3 separate regions of the Homo sapiens genome follow, and all the other regions are linked to region 3. A link is a loop called in an ENCODE intact Hi-C map of the cell type or tissue named here. Cell type or tissue: B cell. All regions are shown on one strand. Links, peaks and the distances in the headings refer to the core of each region. The heading gives the core; the rest is flanking DNA. Region 1 holds the start of LOC107986385 (a long non-coding RNA gene). Region 2 overlaps ATG10 (autophagy related 10). Region 3 overlaps SSBP2 (single stranded DNA binding protein 2).

Region 1 (8,004 bases), core at 2,961-5,460, 330 kb before region 3:
CACACTTTTCCCAGTGAAACTGTCACTTTTTGTCAATCTGATAGCAAAAAATATGCTATATTCATTGTTGTTTTCACTTTCAATATTATAAACTACTGATCTGTATGATAAATTTGCTACTACCTGCTTAGAATTTTTAGACTCTGGAAAAATCTGCATGATGGATGTAGGGAGAGATCATCTCTTTCTGGTAATGGGTGGGAGCTAAAAATTGAGCCCCACATGCATTCTTTTGTTTAAAACTCCTTCTTTGGAACTATTGTGGTCATTGCTTACACAAGGTAAAATGTTTATAGTCAGTAGTAGAAGATGGAGATGATGATTTTTGCAAATTTCTGATTTCAGGACAGTGAGATCCTTTTTTAGACTTCAAAATATGTGAAGAGATAAGGCCAGTAGGTTCTAAAACTGTATGTCTTGATGTCATCTAAGCCCACACTCTTTCCAACAGGCTTTTGGCCACTGACTGTGTAGCATTCTAATGGAAAAATTCTTATATGTATATATCGATGGACCTAAAAAAGAAAAGAAAAATAATCCACTAGAGTATACATTTGTTACAATGTAACAAAATCTATACACTTCAGATATGTGCATTTCACTAGGTATAAATGTTATATGAAAAAGAAACCGTGGATTCCTCAAAAAAATTAAACATAGAATTAGCATATGCTCCAGCAATTCCACTTCTGGGTACATACTCCAAATAAGTGACAGTAGGTACTCAGACAGATATTTGTACACCCATATTCACAGCAGCGTTATTCCCAATAGCCAAAAAGTGGAAGAAATCTAAATCTGCTCTGAAAAAAACAGTCTTGGAAAGAAAAGGTGGAGGCAGCCCAGGTGTCTGATAGATGAATGGTTAAACAAAATGTGATATGTATATACAATGGAATATTATTCAGTCTTAAAAAGGAAGGAAATTCTAACATGTGACAACATGGATGACCCTTGAAGACATTATGCTAAGTGGAATAAGAAAGTCACAAAAGGACAAATCTTGTATGATTCCACTTATATGAAGTATCTAGAGTAGTCAAATTCATAGAGACAGGGAGTAGTATGGTAGTTTTCAAAGGCAGAGAGGAGGGAAGAATGGATAGTTAGTGTCTAATGGGTGAAGAATTTCAGTTGGGGAAAAGGAAAAATTTTGAAGATAGGTGGTGGTGATGGTTTTACTACAATGTGACTGTACTTAATGCCACAGAAGTGTACACTTAAAAATTGTTAAAAAGGTAAATTTTATGTTGTGTATATTTTACCACAGTTAAAACTTTTAAAAACATAAATATTGAACTCTGGTGCTATGAATGCTGAAGTGTTTAGGAGTAAAATGCACTGATGTCTGCAACTTACTTTGAAATGTATCAAAATTTATAGGTTAAAAGAAGAATAAATGAATATGTGGTAAAGTTAATATAGCAAATGTTCATTATTGAATCTTGAGGTGAATACGTGGGTGTTCACTGTGCCATTCTTTCAACTTTTCTGTATGTTTGAAAATTTTTTAAATAAAATATCAAAAAATAACCTAGGCCAGAAATGACCTAGACTAAAAAAACGACTAGCAAATGAGTCTTTTAAAAGCAAACTCATATTTGCTTTTGTTAATTATGGGGGATAATTTTGCTATTGAAAGATCCTCAAGCAGAGTTAAGGAAATAGAACCTATTTTTGTTTGTTTTTAATAACTGTCAGAGAGGAACATTTATTAGACAAATATTGGACAGGTATTGATTCACAAGTGACTCCGTGATATTAAAAATGAACTCAATATCACCAAACTCGATAAGTATCTCTCTATATATATCAAAGGCAAGGGTCATAGTTCAGCTTTTTCTTCCAGTTGTAGGATTTGAGCATGTGCAGAGGCAAAGAATCCCAGACTACTCAAATGGAAAAGATGATGCAGATAGGTTGGCTGAAATGACACGCAACTTTAGACCATTTGAGAGACTGGAGGTCTTCCTGATAAATATTAGCTCACTGTAGAAGTATAGTAGATTATAAATAACAGCTCTTCATTTCCTCACGGAAACATTTTGGAGAGCTCCACATTCCTCTTCTTTGGTTCAATAAAAAGTAAACAGAGAAAGATGGCCTCTATTTCTGGGATCTCTTCATTGCAGGCATGGTTGGGCAGTTTTTATAACTATAGAAGCATGTGGTCATCCCATCCCAGCAACACTCTTACTAGATTGGAATAAACATCCAAAGTTTCAGTGGAGCAAACTGAATGCCTAAAGGACAAGTAGATAACCCTAATGAGGGATTCGGGCCAGTCCAAGTAGGGTTTATGGCCTCTTGAAGAACCCTCACCCTAACTAAGGAGGAATCCACGATTCAGTTCTAGCCAGTTGGCCCGTGATAGCCAGTTATGTCAGTTTTTTTAAGAGCAATATGAAACCTTTATTTCTATGTGAAATCTTCCCAATTTAAATGTGGGTAACTAATTCAAATGCTTTTCAGAAACATTGTATGGGTCACAAGAAACACGTTTATTGGCATGCTGGGGTCTGTGGGCTCCCTGTGTGTGACCTCTAACATATGTGAAAAGGATAGGACAGTCCCACTCTTCAGCACCAACATCCAGTAGAATCCAGATCCAGCATCCTTTAAGCTTTAGGGATTTTATTCTCATCTCCACTGTCCTCAGTTTCTCTCTTGTAGCTCAGGAATATGACTTTTTCATGCCTTTATCACTTTAAATAGAAAACAAATATTTGACCTCTGGAATGTTTGCAAAATTCATGCGGTAAATGAGTCTTGAAAGTCTACTTTGTTTCATGAATTTGTTTGCATCCCCAAAAAAAGAGGAATTGACAAAAATATATAATTCATGGAACCCTTAACTTATTTACAGGTAATGATCCCAAAATGTACGTGTTTGGAACTAGCATCATATTTCCCACAGTATGACAGCTATCACTTGGTGACTGCAAACTCCAGACCATTCACTGTATGAGGTGATGTATATATTTAGCTTCTATAATTCTCAAATCATTATCCCAAATTTACAGATGAGGAAACAGGCTCAGAACAGTTTCATAACTTGCCGAGCTGGTTAAGTGTTAGAGTCAAGAATTAAGCACATGTGGAGATCAGGATTCAAGGCCTGTTGTTCTCACAGTGTTCTACCTGGTATTAAGGCCCTCAGGACAGGCTACAAAATTACTACTGTATCCACAATGTACTTGCAGAACTTTCTAGTATTCTACTTCCAACAGAACCCAGCCTTGGGTATGATTATGCCACTTTTATTTTTTTAAACCTCCCTCACTTTTATGCAGGAAAAATATGTTTCATTACCTAAGTGGTGCATGGATATATTCTTGGTGTGAAACGTCCAAATGACACAGTAGCCTGCAGAGCAGCAAGAAAAATTCCCTTTGGCTTTCTCCCCAACCCCTGCTCCCACTCCCCTTCCTATCTCAGGCTCTACAACTATTAACAGTGTGACTTGTTTCTTCCAGACTTCTTCTATGCATCTACATACATTTATGTACATATATAAATATTCATGCAGCTATGTTTCTATGGTAAATGCATTCAGAATTCCACCTTAGGATGTCAGACACTTTTCTATTGTAGCACTGGCAACTTCCCAGCTCCAAGTCAATATGGGAGGACTTGCGAGTTGGAGGTGGGGGTTGAAGATGGCTGTATTCGTTATCTATTGCTACATAACAAATGAACCCACAGTTTATCAGTGTAAAGTAATGGACATTTATGATCTTGCACAGTGTCTGACGGTCAGGAATCTGGGAGCAGCTTAGCAGGATGGTTCCAGCTCAGGTCTTTCATGAGGTAGCATTCAAGATGTCCACCAGGGTTCTAGTCATTTTAGGGATTGCCTGGGGCTGGAAGATTTACTCCCAATTTGGCTCATTCAGTGATTACTTGCTGGAAGACCTCCATTCTTCCTTGGCTGTGGGCAGGAGTCCACAGTTCCTCACCAGGAGGTCCTCTTCATAGGGCTGAGTGATCTTATGACATAGCAGCTGGCTTCCCCCAGAGGGAGCAATCCACAACTTACCAGGAAGGAAGAAGCTGCAAAGGTCTTTAATGACCTGGTCTTGGAAGTCACAGACCCTCACTGCTGCTAAATTACATTTATTAGAAGAGAGTCACTACTCAAGGGGAGGGGAGTCATCTCTACCTTTCGAAGAGATGAGTGTTCAAGAATTTGTGGACATATTTTAAAACCACTGCAAGGGAAGAAAAATGGAGAGTGGCAGAGTGTAAGATCAGGGTGTAATGTAATAGTCTGAGTAACAGGGAGGAAAGCAGAGGTGCTGAGGTCCTGAGATAACCGTGTAGAGAGAGCCTAAATAGTGTGGCTCTCTCCTGGCTGTACATTTGAATCACCTGGGGACACTTAAAAAGTCCTCATGCCCTGGGCCCCACTGCAGATCAATTAAATCTGTAGTTCTGGGGTTGAGGACAGGTATCAGTATTGATTAACAGCTCTCCAAGTGATTCTAATGTGCTGCCTGAGTTGTGAACCATGTAACAACAGAGGTGCTAGAGTCGGGCTGTGTCTGGGCTCAAGTCTCTGTTATGCCAATTAAGTAGCTGTGTGTTCTTAGGCAAGTTCATTAGTTTTTCTGTGCCTCATCTGTACAATGGGCATATGAATAGTACTTCCTCATAGGGTTGTTGTGAGGATTACCTGGGTTAATACCCCATGTAAATTGCTGGGAACTGTCCTGGGCGTAGTAAGTGCTGTTTCAATGTTATTATTGTGATTATTAGCAGCATACAATGGACTTTTCCTCCCTCCTGCTCCCGCTTCCCTAGTGCCTCTGCCTGGAGAGGAGTTTGGCTTTCTGTGCCCCAGCTCCCTCCCTTTCCCTTGAGAAGGCACAGTGGATGCCCAGCATCCTGCTCAGTCTGCAAGCTCAGTCTGCAAGCCCTCAGGCAAGTGCCAGGAAAACTGAGAAGCTGAGCTGCTGGGCTCAGCTAATGGTGGGCTTCGCTGCAGAAGGATCTCCTTCATACTGGGAGATGGACAAAAACATAGCACCCCAGGGGGCAATGAGAGGAAGGAAAATTCCCCCTCAGCCTCACAGGAGCAGGGGGCTGCACTCACGCCTTGCAATTTCTTCAAGGACCTTTCCCAATCTCAATTTCTCTGAACTCTTATAATATCAGTATGGTCCTTAAGTTACGTGCTGTCTTTTGTATTTATCTATTTACCTTTTGCATTTTCTCTCCTTCAGACAGTGAAGCAAGGGCTATGTCTTCCGGGGGAAGTGTCTGTAAAAGAAGGGAGGGGAAGATGAAGAAGGAACAGGGGGTGTCCTGTTTAGATTATAGACGCCTCTTTAGTCTTGAGAATTGTATATATGTCAGTGGAAAATGTACTCTGCTTCTTATTAATGGCTTCCCCTCTCCCCTCCCTGTATCACTACCTCTCTAAAACACCCTTTCTCCTGACCACCATTTTTGTGGAAAAATAGCATGAGTGTTCTTTCTGTTGCCTTTTACAGCAGAGGTTAATAAATTGCCACTATTACAGGGTATTCCAGCTGATATTGATGAAGCAGGTACAGAAATAAGCTAATGGGTTAGCTCCTATAGAGAAATGTGTTTCCCAAGCATAAAAGCACGATTTTGTGGGAAAGTAGACTGAGTTTTTTCAAGCCTACTAAGACAGATGGAAGGGGACAAAAGAATAAAGAATAAAATAATTAAACTATGAAACAATTGTTGATAAGACTCCTATATGATTTTTTGCTCTCCATTATTAAATTAATCTTGATTTGAATAGGTTATATCTCAATTTTCTGTTTTTTGGGTTTTTTTAATCCCCTCTGTTCTTTAGGTTTATGATTTGATCCTAAAAGTTAAAGGTCTTTTTAATAAAATATATTAAGCAAAACATATTTAAAGTCCCTGCTGTTGATTAAGTGTGCTTTTACAGTAAATGTGAGTGACAAAAGAGAACGTGATATTAATAGTTAAGCCTATGGCAGTAAGGTGCCTAATTTCAATAGCACTTGGGTTTAGTTTTAGAATATAGAAATGAACCTCTGACTAAAAATTCTAGGTAGGTGGTACCTGAACCCATGTGTATCAGTGGTGTAAGCATCTAAATGCTGAAAAGAGAGCATCTAGATCCTGATTTCTCCTGGCTCAGTTCATTCATTACTGCCAAAGTAGGAAATCCTGGATTTTAAGCCTTATAAGCTAGGAATAAAATTAGCCCCCAAATAAAAATTATTCTAGAGAAATACAGTCTTGATGGTTGAGGTTATAATAACTGTTACTTACATAAATAGCTGATTTTATTGGCCTGGTTAAATGATTCCCATGTGTCCTTCTGAAACTTTCTGCAGTCACTCTCATTGACTGCCATCTCAGCTATTAGAGAAGAAAAAATGATGAACTCAAGACTTCTTCATCAATGAGCTCAGCCTGTAAGATAATAAAAGGTTCAGTGAGCACCACTGACCTTCCCAGGAAAGCTACCAGCGTGAAAACTGAAGGAACATGGCACAGACACACAGCAGTAAAATTCAAGAGACTAAAATAAACTCAGTGAGCCTGCCTGGTCGCTAAACACTGAATACATTTAAGTGCTATTTTGACAAGAGAGCATGGCGGCTATTTAAGAATTTCATTTTTAAAACTCTAGTACAATTTTGTTCTCCTAACAGCATCATCCTGTGTCTGTGTTTGTTCCCAGTGAGGTCATTATTAAGTGAATTGAATTATTGTTCTGTTCAAATGACCTGTGCATTCAACAATGTGTGCTGAGCTCCAGCAAGAAATGTTTTATGTATTATTGGGAGATGGCCATCTGTGGCACAAACCGGGCCTCCCAACATGCAGAAATGTTGGGAGATAGTTTATGTTCAGTTTTATCTATGATCTGAATTCCATTTATAAGCTTTTTTCATCCACTTGTCAACACTGTTCACTATAGCAACACTGAAAATGGCCAGAAATGAACAGATTTATCAGAGCAATGTGAGGTCAGACTGTATGTTTCAATTATTGTATATTGAATTTTTATCATACATTTTAAATTTTGCCCATAAAAATAGTAACAATGTAATAAAAATGGAATTACTTTTCTTTGATCAACTTTCAGTTATTATAAGTTACAAAGTGAATAAGCTAGATTTCATGACTTTTATTAGATAATGGGTCTCACATTAGATATGTATATTTTAAATATAACATTGGTTGTCCATGCCAAGAACTGTGGATTAATTTTTTTCAAGTCTGAAGAACATTGCCTTTCCCGTTCCTGCATATGTAATAGAACAGCATGGCAATATGTGAAATTAAATTTTAAAATTGTAGATTATATTTAAGCCACACCCTCCCAACCTTTTCATATCTTGTTAAAGTAAACTTTTGATAATTCTACTGGCATGTTAGACCAAATGAATGATTTTACATAAGGTAAATATACCCGGATATTTGCTGTACAAAATGAAAAGATTTTTAGATATCTTTTTCTGTTGGTTTTATTGTTGTACTGATACCTTAATTAACAAAAAGAATCTCCTTTAAAATAAAGTATAAAATCTTATATGTGAAGAGAACTTTTACAAGAGGATTTTCTTTCTCTCCTTCCCTCCTTTTTTCCTTCCCTCCCTTCCTTCCGTCCATTCGTCCTTCCTTCCTTCATCTCTTTATTTTTAAAATAAAAACCTTCTAAGTTGTATAACACAGTGCTCACTTTGGACATATAGCTTTACAGTTTAAATACATTTAGATTTTAATTTCATTTGTAAGTGGGGATGTTTGTTAGAAAAATGACTAGTATCAGCGAACAGGTAGGGAGATAAGCTTTGTTCACAAATGTATCCCTGGAGGCATATTGCACTCACTCACCTTGAAAATATCCTAATGAAAATGATGAGAATGATGATGATGATGGTGATGACAGAGCAATGATAACTAGCATTTAAAGAGCACTTTATCTGTGCCTGGAGCTAGGCTAAGTGACCCACAGGTCTTGTCTTATTTGCTCTTCATAACAAT
Region 2 (8,004 bases), core at 2,736-5,235, 720 kb before region 3:
GAAGCATGGCATGAAATAAAATTTAAATCAAAATTGTGCCTGTCAAACTCATATAATTAGCAGTAAACACACCTTAGGGCATGCACATGTTCTTCAACACTTATTTTTTAAAGTAGAAAATAGTTCCTTTCTAGCATGTTCCTCCTAAGAGGCTCATTTATTCTTTCCTGTCTTAGCCAGTGCTCCTCCAGTACTGTAACAGCTGCCATCTCCAGCATGAAGTAAAATTGTCTCAGAGCATGCATCCAAGCCATCCGGCCTCTCCATTTCTGCCTCAGGAGAGGGGTCCACTCAGAAATAGCTCGTTTCACAAAAACTTCAAGGGACAAATCCAGCATCCCTACAAAGGCAAGGGATCTCTCCTAGGAATTACTCATCAAATTGGGAGTACATGTGTTTTTTATACACTGACCTTCTCTGTGAAACACTGAAGATATTTCAGTTAAGTTAGTCCACACAAGTCAAATCGACTTTCTGCCACGGGAACCTCAGGCTTCTATAATTTACCTACTTTCTCAACTTGATAAGGAAGGTATTGTTCTTATAGCTGGTACTCAGGAAAATATAAATTATAAAGATAATTTTATGCCTCTACTTTCACTTATGTCCTTACTCCTGTAAATCAGTGTTTTATTCCAGTGTCTCTGAACTTGTTTGCATCACCTAAATTTAAAAAACATCTATCTATATACCCCAGGTACACAAGTTCACCTCTAAAGGTTTTCATTAAATAGTTGCAAATTATATGATTTCCAATGCACGGTACATATTGACAATTTTAAATACAACTATTAATATTACATCATTATCTTAAATGCATTCAATTGAAAATAAACATCCATCATCATTCACTTAAAAAATATATGCAATACAATTGGACATTTTATATATTTCTCCTTGAATTCATATCTCTATTGTGCTCCTCTCAAAGAACTTCATCCTAATGTATATTTTATGCTTAAAAGCTTTTTATTGATCATCTTCTCATAACCAAAAAAATAGAGAGACAAAGGAGTTTATGTTTTAAAATTTCCTGTGGCCATTTTGTTCTATGTTAACTTAGATGTCTGATTGAGTTGTCATAATCATTGCTAGTATTCAATTGATCAAAACAACATAAATATATTATAAAATTTGATAAGCAAATATATAAAGTAAAATATTTTTGGAAATCATGAGTTAATGGCATTATATAGTATTGATACATACTTTTAATAGTACATACATACTTTTTTTTTTTTTTGAGATGGTCCCACTCTGTTGCCCAGGCTGCAGTGCAGTGGTACAGTCATGGCTCCTTACTGCAGCCCTGACCTCTCAGGCTCAAGCGATCCTCCCACCTCAGCTTCCCGAGTAGCTGGGACTACAGGTTCATGCCATCCATGCCCAGCTAATTTTTGTATTTTTTGCAGAGGTGGGGTTTCTCTATATTGCCCAGGCTGGTCTTGAACTCCTGGACTCAAGCAATCCACCTACCTTGGTATCTCAAAGTGCTGGGATTACAGGCATAAGCCACTGCACCCAGCCCATACATACTTTTTATATAGTACATGCTTTTATTCATATGTGTATGAATCAATTTAATCCCCACAATAACCTATTATTATAATCCCCATTTTATAGATGTAGAAACTAAGATAGAGTAAGCATAAATGACTAATCCAGGTCACAGAGCTAGCAAACTGAAGAACCTGGATCTATGCACAGACCTCTGACACAACAGCCCAAGTACTTAACCACTACCCTATATATCCTGACTTAAAAACATGAATTGGGGCCAGGAGTGGTGGCTCATGTCTGTAATCTCAGCACTTTGGGAGGCCGAGGCAGGCGGATCACCTGAGGTTGGGAGTTCGAGACCATCCTTGCCAACCTTGGTGAAACCCCGTCTCTACTAAAAATACAAAAATTAGCTAGTTATGGTGGCAGGCGCCTGTAGTCCCAGTTACATGGGAGGCTGAGGCAGGAGAATCGCTTGAATCTGGGAGGTGGAGGTTGCAGTAAGCCAAGATCGCACCACTGCACTCCAGCCTGGATGACAGATAGATCCTATCTCAAAAAAATAATAATAAAATAAAATTTTAAAATATATATATATGTGTGTGAATTGGGACCTGGGGATACCTTAAATAAAGGGGTTGTCAAATTTCTCCTTTTTCAGTGCCCTGGCTAAGCAATATGTCATGGTAAGGGATGGATGTCGGATGTCAGATGTCTTTCTTTTGTACACTGGAAGAAAGTAAAAAAGGGGAGGGGAACAAGGAAAATCTCAACCACAGGTGCCTTCTCAAGCAGATGGATTTTACAAGAGGGGGCATATAGGAATAGAAGATCTGAAAATTAATTCCTTTAAAACTCTCATGCCCATGTATCTTTGGGAAGTCTTCATCAACCGCCAAGGGTACACATACTCCAGGTTGAATGCCATTGGTTCACATAATCTCTAATACAATACAAATTAGAGAAGATTTTGTGAAACATTTTTAATGCTTTAGAAACAAAATTTAATTAAAATTTAAATTATTTTAACCCTTGAATTTTAAAATGGCAGTTAATTTCAATAATTTGAAAGGATACAAATTCTAAAGTGTAATAGGATAGTAATAAGCATAATTATAATCTGCGTCATAAGTTTATAATGATTAGATGTAATGCATGAAAAGATAGCAGGCCTGTAATAGTGCTATGCATAAAATGCTCCCTTCAAAATCTTTATTTGCATTTCTATTACTGAAATCATTTCCTAATAATGAAGTTGCTATAAGAGAAGCTCCATTACTAAGGAATCACTGTTACAGAAACAATGTTATTAAAGTATTGCTATGTACAGAAACTTTTATTAGGATGATACAAGTTATATATCATTGTAATAAAGCTTCCATTATAATCCTAATTGCATAAATCTGTGTTTGAGTATAGCAATGCTAGAGCTGTAGGACTTTTAATAAAGTATCAAAATAATCTTTTGGTAATAGGATTGTTTGAAATACTAATACTTCAGGGAAGACTGAACTGAGTAATGGGTGATGTTTATTTCACTGACTATACATAGTCTACCAAGAATTAGAAAGAAAAAAAAAAGAAGTAAAAAGAACCCTCATGTACCTAGTAAGATGCAGTGTGGAAATGTATGTGTTGAAGCATATTCACCAGCTCTCTTTAACGTAACAACTACCTATCTCCAATTCACTCATTGGTACAAGAAAGCAAGCTGCTAATATGGGCATTTATAACTGTGGTAATTAAAAGGTTTGATGTTCAGATCTACAGAGAGCTGGCAATCAAAAAGTTAACACACTTACTTAAATATGCCCACAAATACACACACAGTCACATCTTGGAAACTGCCTGTTATAAAAACCAGTAAAGAAATGTGAATTTGGGGGAGAGACAGACAGAGAGAGAGAGAAAGTAAGAATAAATATGAATTGACTTTAAAGGGATGAATTCTTCACCTTCTTCCACTAAAGAAGTTAAATACGTATAACTCACTCTAAGATGCTACTCTATATTACATATAAACAATATACCATAGTGATCCATCTGAGTCATAGCTAGAAGTTAGTATCAGACTTAGGTTCACACTAGAGAATGTTAGCATAATTCTCCAAATGTTTGTTTTTGCATTTGCTCTAATGGAGTCAAGTATTCCCGTTCCCTCTAGAAGCATTTATAATGTTGACCACCAGAGACCGCCAGAGAGCCATCCATCACCCGGTAGGCACAGAGACACTCCTTAATGTACCTGCCATTGTGGAAATCGGCAAGGAAGGCACCAGGCTGTCTGTAAAGGGCTTTGGCATCGGTTAAGGCAGCAGAGGCCATAGCCAGTAGCCCTGTTACAACCACATTCTCTGTCACATAATGAGGTCAAGGCCATTTTGATTTTGAGACCATTCGTGGCTTGCCTACAAAGCAGCAGCTAGATGGACTTGGAATCTGCTTGGAAAGCAAAATGCTTTTACCTTTCCAGAGAGCATCTCCTTTCCTCTTGACCTGCTTTCCAGATGTGATGATCTGCAAACAGCTGGGTGGGGTTAATTTAGAACCCAGGAGGTTCATTTTCTCTACTGACTTAAATGATCGAAAGCAAATATGTGCATTCCCCTAATGTTATGGTCCCCAAATATTTGTATTACCTGAGGGATAGGTATAAGATTTTTTGACCACACAGTCAGTGCTGGCATAAGTTATTTTTCAGGAGTCTAATATTCTTTCATTAAATATGATCAACCCAAACTACTTTGCACTGACACAGTGAGAGACTCTTATTTCTGAAATACCCATAAAATTTGAAATTTCTTCACTTGGGAGTGTGTGACATTAAAAGGGTGCAAGGACTCAATTATCCTATTGGTCAACTAAATACCTGCAGAACAGGAGCACCAAAAATATTGAAGAAATGTCAGCTTCCATGAATTTAATTGGAAATTTGAAATCAGACAATTTTGAAAGAAACTAATTTAATTTCAGCATTCATGTAAGTTTGTAGTTTATAATACATAGATGTCCTTATTTTTAATACATGGGAGGCAGACACCCCAATCTTTTAAATCAGGCATTTCAAGGAAGGTCTAACTTCCCCTTGTGACAGGAATATCATCCTTACTTCAAAGTCTTACACCAAAGTGGTGAAGATTTAAGAGGCTTGAATAAATGTTGACTGATGGATTTCTTTAGAAACTGAATCTACTTTCACTGGCCTCCATTCCCCCACCTTCTCCATAAGCATTTTGTCAGTATTCCTCCAGCACAGCTTTCCTTTAAACACCCTCCTTTCACTCTATCTCCTTGAAGACAATCACTTCCACAGTGGGCTTTCACAAGCATCTCTTTCCCTCCAGCCTGCCAGAACCTCCCACCTGCTTTCCTTTGTTTTAGAGCCTCTATTCTCTCCTTCCCCCTGCATGCAAATACCCGATTCATAGTCCCAACTACTAATTTTATGCCACTCCCTTGCTCAAAATTATTTCTAACTACTCCCTTGCTTCTTAGGTAAAGCTGAACCTTTTGGGGGCCTGGATCCCTTTCAATATGCAATGAGAGCTATGGACCTCAGAATAATGCATAATGTATACAGGCTTTTGCCCATGTTGCATGTGGTTTAAATAAACCCTGAAGCCTGGGTATTTGTGACCTCTAGGTAAAAATCCTAAACCTATATAATAAAGTTTCAATTGCATGGCCCTCTACTTGTTTTCCCTGCAGGCTGGCACAAACTACTTTTCCAGCATTATCATCTATCAGACTGCCCCTAATCACAGAAAAGAGTGGGGGCTTCATTAAGCACCTACCATGCCCCGGACTATTCTAAGCCCTAAATACATAGCAGCAAACACAACAACAAAGGTTCTACTATTCTCATATTCTGTCGACCCATGGTCATCCTTTGCCTTGTCACACCCTGGCCGACTGCTGGTTATTTCCAAAGGTATGCAATCCTTACTTTTAGAAGGCTGGCTTCACATGCATTTTATATTCTTGTTCTGGTTTGCTCTCTAGTCACAGGATGACTAGTGTTTCCTCACCTCTGGGTTCATCCCCCTATCTCGAATACTCCCTCATTTCCTTCCTCATCTACCAAATATTCTAAGATAGTATCAAGCCTCTCTCTCTCATTCTCAAATCTTTCTAGAATCATTTCAGTTCATAATAAACAAACTCTCTACTTAAAATTTCTATCAGTGACCTAGCACTTTATCATATATATGTGCCTGTAACATCTATATAAGACTATAAAGGTTGTTTCATTATGTAATTTTTTATTATTGATTAATTCTTCTGTGTAATCTGTGCATTATTGCCCCATCTTTGGGGAAAGAAGACCATGCCATAGATTTCTGTTTCCTGAACAATGCTGTCTCTCATAGTGCTGTTTATATACACCACCACTAAATCTCTATTTGTTGGTTATTGGTGATTGATTGCAAAAGATGATGCCACCAAGATGATGAAACTTATCTCTAACTTTCAAGGGCGATCTATAGACATTTAGGAGAGTCTTTCACTGCTTAAGGATTGATAATATGACCAAAGTGATGCACAACTTAGTAAACCAACCTAACCACTGTTATTCATCATTGTGACTATGAGCCACAAGTGTGCAGACATTGGCATGCAGACAATATGTAATAAGATTGTTTATATTCCAAATAATAATTTGCTTTTTCCATCTAAATACAGTAGAGATTGGATGCATTCTTTTCTGACCTAATCTTAGTGTTAATACCTGAAGTGCAATCTTTGAAGGCAACAAAGAACATCTTAAAACAAACAAAAAAACAGATAGCAAATGATAATGGCATACAACTGCAGCCTTGTTTGGTGCTATTAGTGACTGTAAATGCATTTGCTATCTCTCGTCTGCATCTATAACTCTCACCATCATTTCCTCACAGAGTAAACAAATGTTGCTTATAAACTTCCACACACAGCCTGCCTTTGAAAGATTTTCCAACCTACCAACTTGCTTAACAGAATTAAATGCCTTGTTAAAACCAAGTACCCGGCATACAAATTACAACACTATTCTTAGGACTATATCACGGGTAGTGTGACTACACTTCTTAAGTATGATACTTGTTTTCTTTGAAACCTGAAAGAACAATATGCCCTGATTGTTATCCTGGCATGTACAGTTCCATTCATGCCTGTGCAACTGCACAGCTGATGTGCCTTTGAAATCCTGAAGAATGTCTTCTGCCTTCCCAGACCTGGGGCAATCTCCACGTGGTAGCTATTTACCTCAGCAGCAAATTTCCATAAAACTATAATCACTACCAGATGGCCCACCAAATGATGATTGTTTGATGGCAAAAAATACATATATGAATCTTTCTCTATTTAAATATAACATCATTTGTTATTTGAGCTTATGTTCTATACTAACACATAGTAGTGTTAATTTGGAATTTGGTGAATAAATTAATGGAAATTATGTTCATCATCAATTTGAGACAAGATCATTAATAACAGTACTAGCCAGTGTGATTGCATACTATGTGCTAGGATCTATTCTAAATAGTTTATATTTACTATTGTATTTAATCCAGGAAACTTCATGAGGGATGTACTACTAGGATCACCATTTCACAGATGAGGAAATTAAGGCATAGAAAGGCTCAGTACCTTGCTCCAGTATTCACAACTAATTTGGAAAAGCCAACAGTTGATCCAGGCAGTTTGGCTGTAAAATCAAAGGCTCTTAATCACTATTTTATACCACTTCCCATTTAACTAGTTTCATTATTAAATTGGGAAGTTGGTGTACCACTAACTATACTTTGTCTTGCCATGGCAGAGGAAAAATACAAGCACAAAATCACAAATCAAGAAGGCTGCTGCTCTTTCTATAACACTGGGGAGAGAGTACTCTTCAAACCATCAGACATTTTCTCTAACTTCTGTTTCTTTAACTTAGGAAGAAATGCACTAATCAATATCACATTTTGGCTTACTTCAAGCATGACCTTTAATGCAACTCCGATACAAGATTTTCTGTTAACATATTCACTAAAAGACTAGCAAAACGTTTCTTTGGTTAATATTCTGATTGGAGTGCAAAGTCAGGGCTTCAGACTCAGAATTAATGCTGAGTTTGCTAACAATATACTCAAGGGCTGCTGGCCATCTGTATCTCCTCTGTATTCCTCTAGCACATAACAGTCTGAAAGTAGCATTTGGTTGCTGCTATCATTATTTTTACTCATTTCAAAATATATTTTTGCATGCCTATATCTTATATTGCCAGCATCACATTCTTGAACCATCTCTACATTGTGGCTTTTGAGTCCTATCAAATAAATGGTGGCTTCGGAGTCCTATCAAATGGTCTGATGCTGTCTTGGCTGTTGGCTTCCCTGGCTGCTGGAAAAGCCTCAGTGTAATAGATGGTGGCCACACCAAGACACGGTGTATAGGTTGCTCTGTCCCTGTGATTATCTAACATATGGGTGTCTTCTAAATTATCACTGCACTTGGTACCTGATCTGCAACCAGAAGGCA
Region 3 (2,500 bases), core at 1-2,500:
GAGCCTCTGTTGCTGAGCAGGAAACCAATTAAGTAAAATCAGTAAGACTAGTCGGACATGCAAAAGGAGGTATAAATTTAATAAAATAAAGCCATTTAAAGTATGACATGTAGTTATTTACTTGGAGTCTGTTTTCAAATGAGTAATTTGTATAAGAAACCCTATAAGTCCTCAGAGTGACACTATGGAACTGATGAATGACTTTAGAGCAGCTTTCTTAAATTGGGAAGTCTTGCTGCTTGGGATCCAGAGGGAAGAGAGTAGACATGGCCATTGATCTAACTAAAAGTTTGGCAGTTTTTGTAGAATAAAGTACAGTATCTTGGTATGGTGTGAATACACATCCATTGTAGGTACCCAGAACTGAGTTTTACTCTTTTATATCTCTGTCTTATTCAAAGATTTCATTGTATGCTAAGAAATTTGAGTTATGTATTAAAAGCATCGATATGCTATTTATTCATTCTTGTGGCATTCATACAAAAGGACAGGCAAAGGACTTTGATTCCTGCAATATAAATAGGCAGCAGCATTCCTTAGACCAAGTGGATTTTCTTCTCACTTATGTATAATGATCAAAATAATTTACTACTAATAAAATGCACTAAATAACACAAAAGTACTAATTCTTTTGTTTAAAAAATTAGATTATTAACTCTGTTACCTTGTAAAGTTCTGTAATTTTATGGATGAGTAAGTAACAAGGAAGCTTCTCTTGTGAATTTCTATAACTTATAGAACATTAATGCAATGGACGTTTCTTATTTTAACCAAAAAAATATCGAGAAGGGTAAAAATGCTTTTTCCTACTTTATGTTCTTTACCACAAGAAAGCTTTTAAGAAGGAAACTATAACTTCCTTATCACTCTAATAACCAAATACATTCATATCCTTTATATAAAAACACAACGTAATCTTTTAATAGGTGCTAATGTGGATAATATCTTTGATTCTGTAACTAATCTGGGATATACCTGTTAATATCTAATTTTGAACTCTATATAGACCTTTGTTTTCTTTTATCATGTATTTTGATTTTTATCTTGATATATTTACTATATTTTAGTCACTAGATCTTTAGTTTTATTAGATGAAACTGTTGAAAACTGATAATATGTTGATGTTGGGTTGTAAATTTAAGACTTTGACGTGGATAAGATTATAAATACATGTTAATGAAAAAGGATACCAAGTAATTTAGTTTCAGACCAAGGTGATCATTCATACTTTAAAATCTAAGTAGAATGAAACTCTGATATAGTAGAAAATATGTGACAGCAGGTTTTAAGTCACATTTGGTTTGCAGGCCTAAGATTGGTAGTGGTAAAGCTGCCTTGCCATCTAGTGGTAGTTTGCAGATGGCTCCACTTGTTCAGGGCCTTTTTCTAGACTTTCTATTTTTAGCAAGGCTGCACTGTAGCAAGCTGACCTAATGCTTTGACATAGTAATAACGCAATAAGAAAAAAAAATAGTAAGAAATTTCCTCTTTTCTCCATGGTGGTGTTATTGACTAAGGAAGGCTCCATATAAACAACATTCATAAAGCAACAAGGACAAAAAGCTCAAAGTGTATAATATTTTTGATATTTTAAAAGAAAAAATCAAAAATGAGAAAAATAATTATTTAATATGACACTCAAAACTAAAAAAGAAAACCAATAATATATGGTTTTATAAGTCCTGGTTAAATGTTTTTGGGAGATAGATGTTTATTTCTGGAAATAAATTCTGCATTTTGAAGATACCTTAGTATCTATATTCATCTACTCTGCTATTCCTATTCAGACTTCCTAAATCCAGCCGTTTATATACATATAGTTAAATAATCTACATGCCCTCTCAATTTCCTTCTGTTATTAGTCTTGGCATTACCTTCACTTCCAGTGGTTTGCCTTTCCTCTTATCTTTCTTGACTATGGTTGTTTCAGAAATTAGTCTCAGAAAGTACTCTAAGCCAGGAGAAACTCCCTTTCCCTCTTAGGAAGTTATAAATACCATCTTAGATCTTAGATAAATGAACCAAAAGATTACTTGTTATATCCTTCTTAGTTTGAATGAGTAGGGTACTGAAACTCTGAAGTAGAATTAATTTATTAGACTAGAATATCTAACAGCATTAATATATATAGTTTAAAAAAATTCAGACGTTAGAAATAGTATTTCTCAGAATTAAATACACCTAGGATTTAGATAGTGGAGGTGAGGAAGTTGGCTTATTTATCAAACCTCAAGAAATAAAAATTAAGTTTAATTTTCTTAAAAATATAATTTTGTATCTTTAAAGAACACAGATTCTAAATGTTGAAAATAGAACAGATCTTTCCCTGTTATAAAGATAAAAGCAACTAAAAAAACAAAGGTGCCTAACAGCTGCTGGCTTTGATAATGCTGTCCTGCAGTTGTGGTAATAGTTTTTCTGGCCTCAACTATTAGAACAAATTAAAACTGCCCAGCTTGAATAACTAAGTAAGCTTTTTTAAAAATTGCAATTCAGGCAA

What was found. A loop is a pair of places that touch in the nucleus more often than their neighbours do. Peaks named below come from ENCODE experiments on the same cell type or tissue, not always from the same donor. Only the 100,000 strongest peaks of a DNase experiment are listed, where the experiment ranks them.
Region 1: a loop joins it to region 3, with 13 times the contacts of the local background. A loop is called at or near these places in 29 of 110 quality-filtered maps.
Region 2: a loop joins it to region 3, with 19 times the contacts of the local background. A loop is called at or near these places in 32 of 110 quality-filtered maps.

What each region holds. Positions count from the first base shown.
Region 1 is chr5:81,834,750-81,842,753 of GRCh38, reverse strand. It overlaps LOC107986385 (a long non-coding RNA gene), which reads right to left and starts at 6,419. Exons shown (of 3, transcript XR_001742519.2): 1 at 6,280-6,419; 2 at 5,203-5,262; 3 at 2,627-2,705. RefSeq lists an enhancer at 4,212-4,291. In B cell, for the core only: CTCF peaks have their summits at 3,763 and 4,005 (motif pointing right); a DNase peak (open chromatin) is centred at 4,013.
Region 2 is chr5:82,221,447-82,229,450 of GRCh38, reverse strand. All of the region lies in intron 5 of ATG10 (autophagy related 10), which reads right to left. Among named protein-coding and RNA genes, the nearest start is that of RPS23, 53 kb to the left of the region's middle. In B cell, for the core only: CTCF peaks have their summits at 3,480 and 3,681; a DNase peak (open chromatin) is centred at 3,710.
Region 3 is chr5:81,506,002-81,508,501 of GRCh38, reverse strand. All of the region lies in intron 5 of SSBP2 (single stranded DNA binding protein 2), which reads left to right. Among named protein-coding and RNA genes, the nearest start is that of ACOT12, 110 kb to the right of the region's middle. RefSeq lists a silencer at 1,266-1,415. In B cell, for the core only: CTCF peaks have their summits at 1,116 and 1,316 (motif pointing left); a DNase peak (open chromatin) is centred at 1,371; H3K27ac peaks cover 615 bases.